Linked DNA regions of Homo sapiens: region 2 is linked to region 1. The links are chromatin loops, found by intact Hi-C in ENCODE. Cell type or tissue: gastrocnemius medialis. All regions are shown on one strand.

Region 1 (4,000 bases):
TGTATATCCTGTTTGAAAATATTTGCTTTAATATTTCCTACCTGAAGAAAAGAAGGTCACTTACAAAGGTAGAAATAGAGAATAAAGAAATGGAGACTGGCCCAAAAAAGAGAACTAAGCTATCTGATTGAAGACAATGACTTGTTATCAGAAGCAGCAGTTGCTGAGTTAGGTTATAGAGAAGGTGACATTTTAAGGGGTGAGATGCATGAAATATCAACTAAAGATTAGTGTTAGGAAACTTTTTTTTAAAGCAAATTTCTCCAACAAAAGGTCGTTGAGTTTGAAATAGGTGTCTCTTCTTAGCACATCTTTGCCTTCAGACAAAAAAACTCGAACTTACATGTATAACACTTTTTTATGGCCCATCCTCAAAATGATCCTTACATTCACCATCTTACAGCTTCAAACGTTGCCTTTTCCTGTAGTAGCAACCATCATGGTTCCTTTAGTTCTTTTAAGTTTTTCTTCTGAATTCTATCAGGGAGTAAAACTCTTTCTTGGCAAATGTTGGGGAGAAGCAGAAAAGAGAATATGCATGTTTTTTCTTGGCTTATAACTGTTGATGATTACATCTATCTATCTATCTATCTATCTATCTATCTATCTATCTATCTATATTAAAGCCTTCTTAAAAGCCCCTCAGAAACTTACTCATCCCATTCTCTTCTGTGCCTGCTACTTACTGTGTTGCTTCATGATGAGAGACTTCTAGTTTATTAATATTTTACCTGCCCATGGACCCTGGTTCTCACTCATGTTACATCACACTTTATTTCCGTTTGTGGGATATTACCTACTTCAATGAAGTCTCATAAAGGAAGATACTACATTCCCAAGAACGTCTCTTGGCATATATCTGTCTGTATCTGTGTGTATCTCTATAACTTATCTATCTAGATCTGTTTAACCTTCAACATAGAGATAACTATATCTAGATTCTTTTTAACTTTAACATGGAGATCTCTCCATCATGGTACAGATTTAGATGCTACCAGTACATTTTACATGAAGATTTGGTGGAGTTATTATTAAACCAGTTGGAATGCCCTGGGAGAAAAGCAAGTACTAGTAAATAGAAAAGATCATTGCTGTGGTTATTACATGTGCCCTCTGGAGAGAGCTGCAGAGGAACCTGGAGCTCTCAGAGACTTAAAGGGAATGGGAGTCAGAATCTGGTCAGTTTATGCTAAAGATGAGAAATGATCAAGCCCTGACAACAACTTATGGATGCTATTATACTTGGGAAGAATTAAACTTTATATCCTTTGGAGACTAAACAGCTCCCTAGATGGTGGGAATAAATCTTGAAAACATTTTTGATGATAGTTAGGGATTTAAATTTGCCGAGTTCTTTTTGTGGCTATACAGGGAGACTAAGTTTATGAGTCTCACTGAATGATTCCATATACAGAAACAGTGGGCAGCATTTTATTTTTCAAGTTTGACTCATCAGCTCTCAACTTTGAATTATATTTTTTTAGACTTTATATTATTATTCCCATTTTCAAATGAGCCAGATGCTTTCTAATGAGGTTTTCATTTTTTTTTTCAGTTTTCAGTAATTGCATTGTAGTATTCTTGATGGCAGGGAATATGTCTACCTGATTCACCATTGTAACCCCAGTTCCTATCACAGAGCCTGGCACTTGCAAGGGACTCAAATATTTCTTACCTGATTCATTTCCAGTGGACAAATGTTCAAGTTCCACCATGCACCTGTTCCTCAAATCACAAAGTAGAACCATGTTGCAATGCTGGAGAGCCCAATGCGGTAATATAATTCTACCCTCTTTATTTTTAGTCTAGCATATACTTAATATGTAATGTAGTAAATATGTTAACACGTAAAAACACATCGAGATTCAGATTCTATATCTAAGGGGAAGCTGGGAATATGCATATCATTGTTTCTGACCTCACAGTCTAGTAATTGAGGGACACACAAACAAACATGAAATCTCAATATTGTGCTATAAATGCAATTCATGGAGCTACTGAACATAAAGGTGAGGTAAAGGTGAGCTATAAGTATTTGTGGTCAGACAGACCTGCATTTAAACTGAACCTCAGTCATCCACTAATTACTTTACGTTGCAATTGTCCCTTAACCTTTCTTTGCTCCAATTTCTTTATCTACAAAAGGAAGATAATAAGACACTCAGTATAGAACTGTCATAAGCTTTTCATGACGTAAGATAGGTAAGAAGCAAATCACTATGTGTGACCCATTATTTGGACTGCTATTAACCATTACTCCAAAAATCAGAGAAATTTTCCTAAGGAAGTGAGGGTTCTTTTGTATTTACCTTGTTGGAAACAGCATCCAAATGAGGGGCCATAGTATGGTGAAGAATTTAGATTTGTTTCATAAGGAGCATCATGTATAGCACTGACATGTTTTGGCTCTGTGTCTCCGCTGAAATCTTATCTTGAATTCTAATCCTCATGTGTCAAGGGAGGGAGGTGATTGGATCATGGGGGTTGTTTCTCCCGTGCTGTTCTTGTGATAGGAGTGAGTTCTCATGAGATCTGATGGTTTTACAAGCATCTGGCATTTCCCTTGCTCATGCTCTTCTCTCTCCTTCTGCCATGTGAAGAAAGTCCTTGCTTCCCCTTCACCTTCTGCCATGATTGTAAGTTTCCCTGAGGCCTCCCCAGCCATGTGGAAGTGTGAGTCAATTAAACCTCTTCCCTTTATAAATTACCCAGTCTTAGTTATTTCTTTATAGCAGTGTGAAAACAGACTAGTACAAACACTAATATGTATATCAATTAGTATTTATCCTGCCTCGTTTCAGAAACGGTAAGAGTCAACTCTGGCATCTCATGAGTGATCCATTTAAATTATATCAGGTTATTTGCATCTCTCCTTGAGTTGTACCTAATCTTATGGTGATTTGGAATCTCCTAAATGGTGTGGCAATATTGCTGTTGCTTCTTGGTAAGGACAAAATTCATCCTAAAAGTCTTGAAGGAAAGAGACTGGGAAAGATATAGTGCAGTGGTCCTCAACCAGGACTGACTGTGGTGTGTAAGAGACATTTGACAATGTCTGGGAACATTTTGGGTTGTCACAACTTGGGGCAGGGGTGGAGGATGCTTCTGGTATCTGTTGGGTAGAGATCAGAGATGCTGCTGAAGATCCTACAATTCACAGGTCAGCCCCTCGCAATAAAGAATTACTTGGCTCATTGTATCAGTAGTGGTGTAGCTAATTAACCTTGGCATAGGGAAAGACAATATGGACTAGTGCTTATAACAAGTCTGTTATCCAATGGTTTGGTGAGTAGATTTCAGGAAAAGAGACATGAAAAAAACCAACCCCTAAGAAAGCCAAGTACAGGCTAGAAGACAAAGGGATCATGGGAAGTGACAGAAATTCCAGCCCTTTAGTATTTAACATTAAGAGTAAATATGAAAGGAGTGGGAAGAAGCACCATAAATTTCATTGGAATTCATTTAAACATTCGTGAATCTGAGAAAGGGGGAAGGAGACTTCCATCTGTTAAGTGCATGTTCTCTGACAAGCTTTTGACATATCTCAGGTTAATTGTCATTAGAAAAGGCTTCAGGTGAGTAGTATTACTGACTGTTGAGAAATTTGGGTTCTTAAACATACAGCTGGTTAATGACAGAATCAGAACTCAATACAGAACTTTCTGAAGTGTTTCTAATTCACCATATTTTCTCCTTAGCTGGTTCTCTGTTTCAAGCCAATGGTGGAGGCAGAAACACAACAAAAAAACCCAAATCAAAAATAATAACAACAACAAATCTGGCCTCAGGAAAAATGCAAAATGGAAGGAAGCGAAGCCAAATATGAATGCTACGCATGTGTCTTGATTGCAATTTAATGTGATCCTAAACTAAGCAATGCCAGTTCTCTTGGCTCTGGCCCAAGACACACCTCAAAAACCTGGGTCATACTGTTTTTTCTTGCACAGAAATAGCTATATCACTATTCTTGGGGAAGGTATAATGAGGGATGGGAAAGGCT
Region 2 (4,000 bases), 51 kb after region 1:
AGGCACCTTCTTCACAAGGGGCAGGAGAGAAAGAAGTGCAAGCAGAGAAGATGCCAGACACTTATAAAACCATCAGGTCCTGTGAGAACTCACTCACTATTGTGAGAACAGCATGGGGGAAACTGCTCCCACGATCCAAACACCTCCCTCTCTCCACACACTGAGAGTACATGTCCCTCCTTCGACACATGTGGATTACAATTGGAGATTATATTTGGGTGGGGACACAGAGCCAAACCATATCAGTCCATTTCCTGAGAGTCTCCTAAATCACTTTACGACATCCCCTGCTATCTGGAAACTCTATTCTGATCCACCTGCAAGCCCCCAGACACTATATAGATTATGTGACTTAACACTGAAGCTGATCTCCCAATGCCTCTTTTTGCAAGGTACATTATCTTCATTTAAAAATATCCTTCCTACATTCCTTGAGGGGTTCTAAATGCCCCAGGGCTTTTTTCACTGAGCAGGCCTATGGCTGGTTACCCCAGGTCAACATGTAATGGAGGGCTCAACAAGCCATCCTGTGAACCTCTTTCCTGGAAGCAGGGAAGAGGAATGAGGCAGGCTGCTATGGAGTAGATCCCTTATCTCCTACCTAGAAGGCATCTTGCCTATTGCAAAGGTTTGAAGCAGTGGCTCTCAGGCCTGGTTGCATATTAGAATCAACTGGGGAACTTTTAAAGTGCACAGACTTCACCCTGGACCATTTAAATCAGAATCTCTGGGCACGAGGCTCAGGCTTCGTTGTTTTTAAAGCTTCCCAGGTGAATCATTTGTGGTCAGAGTTGAAAGCCAATGAGTTTTTGTTCTTCAACTCTGCTGCAATTAGAATCACATGGGAAAGTTCCAAAAAAAATCTCAAAGCCCAGGCCACACCCCATGCCAATTAAATCACAATATCTGGGGTGGGGCCAAGGCATCAGAATTCTGACAACTCCCCAGATGACCAGTCAAGTTTTAGAATAAGTAGTTTAGGAGAAAACAAAGATTTATTTCTCCTTGGTATGCCAAATCACTGTTATTTGCTAGTTGAATGCCAATTAAAAGCACTGATTTAGACCTTTGACCAAAACAATCAAAATAGTTTCACACGTCTAATGCTCATACAAGATCCACAAATAAGCATTAGCAATTAAGCAAGCAGTAGAGAGCTAATTACCTTATTTTTTATATCTCGATTTCTAGTCATCAGAAATAAATAAAATTAGCTATTATTGCTTTAGTGCTAGATCCTCACAGCAATCTTAGGAAGTAGAGAATATTATTCCAATTCTACAGATGAAGAAATTGATCTTTAAAGAAATTAAAGAACTTACCCAATGTTGCCCAGGGCAGAAGAGCTGGAATCAGGATCTGCACTACAGAATAATGACACCAAAGCCCGGGCTCTACTTACTACACTTGGCTGCCTTTATTTTTCAGAGCTGTATTGAAATACAATTTACATACCGTAACACTCAACTTTTTAAAGCATGTAATGATTTCTAAAAAATTTACCGACTTGTGCAGCCATCGCTACATCTAGTTTTAAAACATTTGTCACTCTCAAAAGATCGCTTGTGCCCATTTGACTGGCTTTTAAAGAACATCGGACTAAAAGTCTGAAAACCTGGGTTTTACTCCCAACCCTGTCATTTACACAGTACTATGACCTTGAAGAATTCCTTAACCTTACTGGGTCTCCGTGTTTTTTTAATTAGTCACTTAGAGATAATAATTTCTGCCAGATGATAAAGGTCAAAGAAAATATTGCATAGGGAAATGCTCGATACCCAAGAGCCGTAAAAGTGGAAAGGACAGCAATTTTTTTTTAAATATGCAGAAAGTCATTTTGCACCTTCCAAGTACCTTGGGTCTGAAATGGCACTGAGAGAGTTGCAATAACACAAATCTAGCTGTTTCTCCCTCCTCTGCATTTTCCCTCTCTACCAACTCTGTCATCCCATTCACGGTGTCTCACTTACACTCCTTTGGGAGGTCAAAATTTGCACTAGCCATCTTAGTTGATGGGGGTGTACATCCCTTTGTATCACTGGAGTGGTAATGGACATGTACAGGCCAGCGTAACTCAGAGCTCTGCTTGGGTTCTTAGGGGCTTAGCTGTCCCTGGCAGAAGCCTGATATGCCCATATGCTCCTGTAATGACTAGCTGTCAGGGAGATGCATGGTGTCCTTTCAGCAGAAGAACACAAACAGATGAGGTGAACTGTGGTATTTCTCTGGCTCCTTAATTAGCACTCTGATGGGTGACAGGAGGCCCAACTGGATGTGTTCCATCAGGGCTGCAGGGGAGTCAAGCCAAAGGATTATGATGTTCATCTATGTCCCAAATAAACAGTCAATTTGGAGCCAGTGTTACATGCACACAACCTGATTTTATTTCCATTTTTTCATCCTTTGCCTGAGCCAGTTTTCTAACTTTTGGTAGTGGAGACTAGAAACATTCTAAGGGTGTATCTTCTTCAGCCTTATAATTTATTCTAGCAAAGGCCATTGATAAATGTTCACTGAAATATAAATAGAGCTTGACTCTTCATGCAATTGCTTACCTGTTCCTCTTTCTCCATCTTGCAGTATCTGGGTCTTATCTCCTGTATAGAAATTCTCAGACTTTCCGCCTAGCAGCTCAAAGACCATCACTGATTTTTGATGATTCGCATGAAAAACATTACATAGTTGCAATTCGTTCCCCTCAACTGCCCTCGATCTCCATCACTGCTTTTTGATGACTTCAGTGATATCTTATATAGTTGTGATTTGCTACACCCCCCCACTGGTCCTAGTTTAGTGGCCCATCTGGCATGCAGAGGAGATGAGAAACTTGTCTTCTGCTCAAAGGTTAAGGGCACGCAGAGACAGGGAAATATGGGGAAGAAGGACCTGTGATCTTATTGTGATGCTGTTGTTACTGCATCATTTTTACCAGTTTTCCCAATAAAGGGTCAAGGTCTAAGTCTTAAATTCAATAGCATAAATTATATATATTCAGTGGAAGATTCCACACTGATATTTAAAGTTCGTTTCCACGATGTTATTGGGCAGCTATTATGTGTGAAACACAGGGGGAGGGGGTAGACACTGAAGAATACACAAATCTGATAAACAAAAAGCTCAAGTAGCTTAGTATAAAGCCAAGGAGAGCCAGAGCACCATATGTTTATGAATATAATGGCATTTCTAAGAGTGCCTCTTGAGTTCCAGGGCTTGAATGATATGTGTGGGTCTTCCTCATAGATTTGGGGTTAAGCAATCCAGCTATTTCTCACTGTCCCAGTAGATCTCTTGCTGAATCACTGGAACATGGCATCCACGTGGGAGAAGTGGTGCTTCCTCCTCCTATCAGGCAGATTTCAGTATCCCCAGCCACAATAAGAAGCAGGAACAGACAGCTGCACAGGGAAAGGCAATGGTGATATAAATACATGTTTAATTGCACATCAATTACAATTAGTTACTAGGCTGCATTTATTTAAATGCAGTGTAATTAGAGCAAAAACCTTGATTTAATCATAACCTTATCAAACACAGATCCCGTCATCTTCCTGTGCTCGCAGTCTGTGTTTCCCTCTGCTCAATTCCAAGGGGAGGGGAGATAGCAGAATCCATTTATGGTAGAGGCCTTTGCCAAGGATTCTCTCCTCATCTGGGACCCCTGCTCAGATCTGCAGAGGGGTTCATCGTGTCGTCTTCTCTAGCAGCTCCTGATGAGAGGGTCTGATTAGCTAGAATGATTTATTGAAAATATAACTCATCCCTAATGGCAGCCTTTAAAACCCGGGAGCTCAAGATTAGTAAGGACATTACATAGCTTCAGCCTCCAGAGATAAATTACTCCTTGGAATGTACCCTCTCACAGTCCCTATATCTGATTTCTCATCAGTGTGGATGGGCTCTGACTTGACATTTCCGCAAAGGGGTGGACAGCAGGCAGGCCGACTGTCTTTCACAGTTAGCTCCAGGCTATGTCTTTGTCCTCCTCCCTTTCTCTTTCATT

The links. Peaks named below come from ENCODE experiments on the same cell type or tissue, not always from the same donor. Only the 100,000 strongest peaks of a DNase experiment are listed, where the experiment ranks them.
Region 2: a loop joins it to region 1, with 5 times the contacts of the local background. A loop is called at or near these places in 2 of 110 quality-filtered maps.

The regions. Positions count from the first base shown.
Region 1 is chr15:86,800,738-86,804,737 of GRCh38, forward strand. All of the region lies in intron 22 of AGBL1 (AGBL carboxypeptidase 1), which reads left to right. Among named protein-coding and RNA genes, the nearest start is that of AGBL1-AS1, 490 kb to the left of the region's middle. In gastrocnemius medialis, no CTCF peak of the experiment used is centred here; a DNase peak (open chromatin) is centred at 1,714; H3K27ac peaks cover 362 bases.
Region 2 is chr15:86,852,194-86,856,193 of GRCh38, forward strand. All of the region lies in intron 22 of AGBL1 (AGBL carboxypeptidase 1), which reads left to right. Among named protein-coding and RNA genes, the nearest start is that of AGBL1-AS1, 540 kb to the left of the region's middle. In gastrocnemius medialis, no CTCF peak of the experiment used is centred here; DNase peaks (open chromatin) are centred at 2,168 and 3,328; H3K27ac peaks cover 3,904 bases.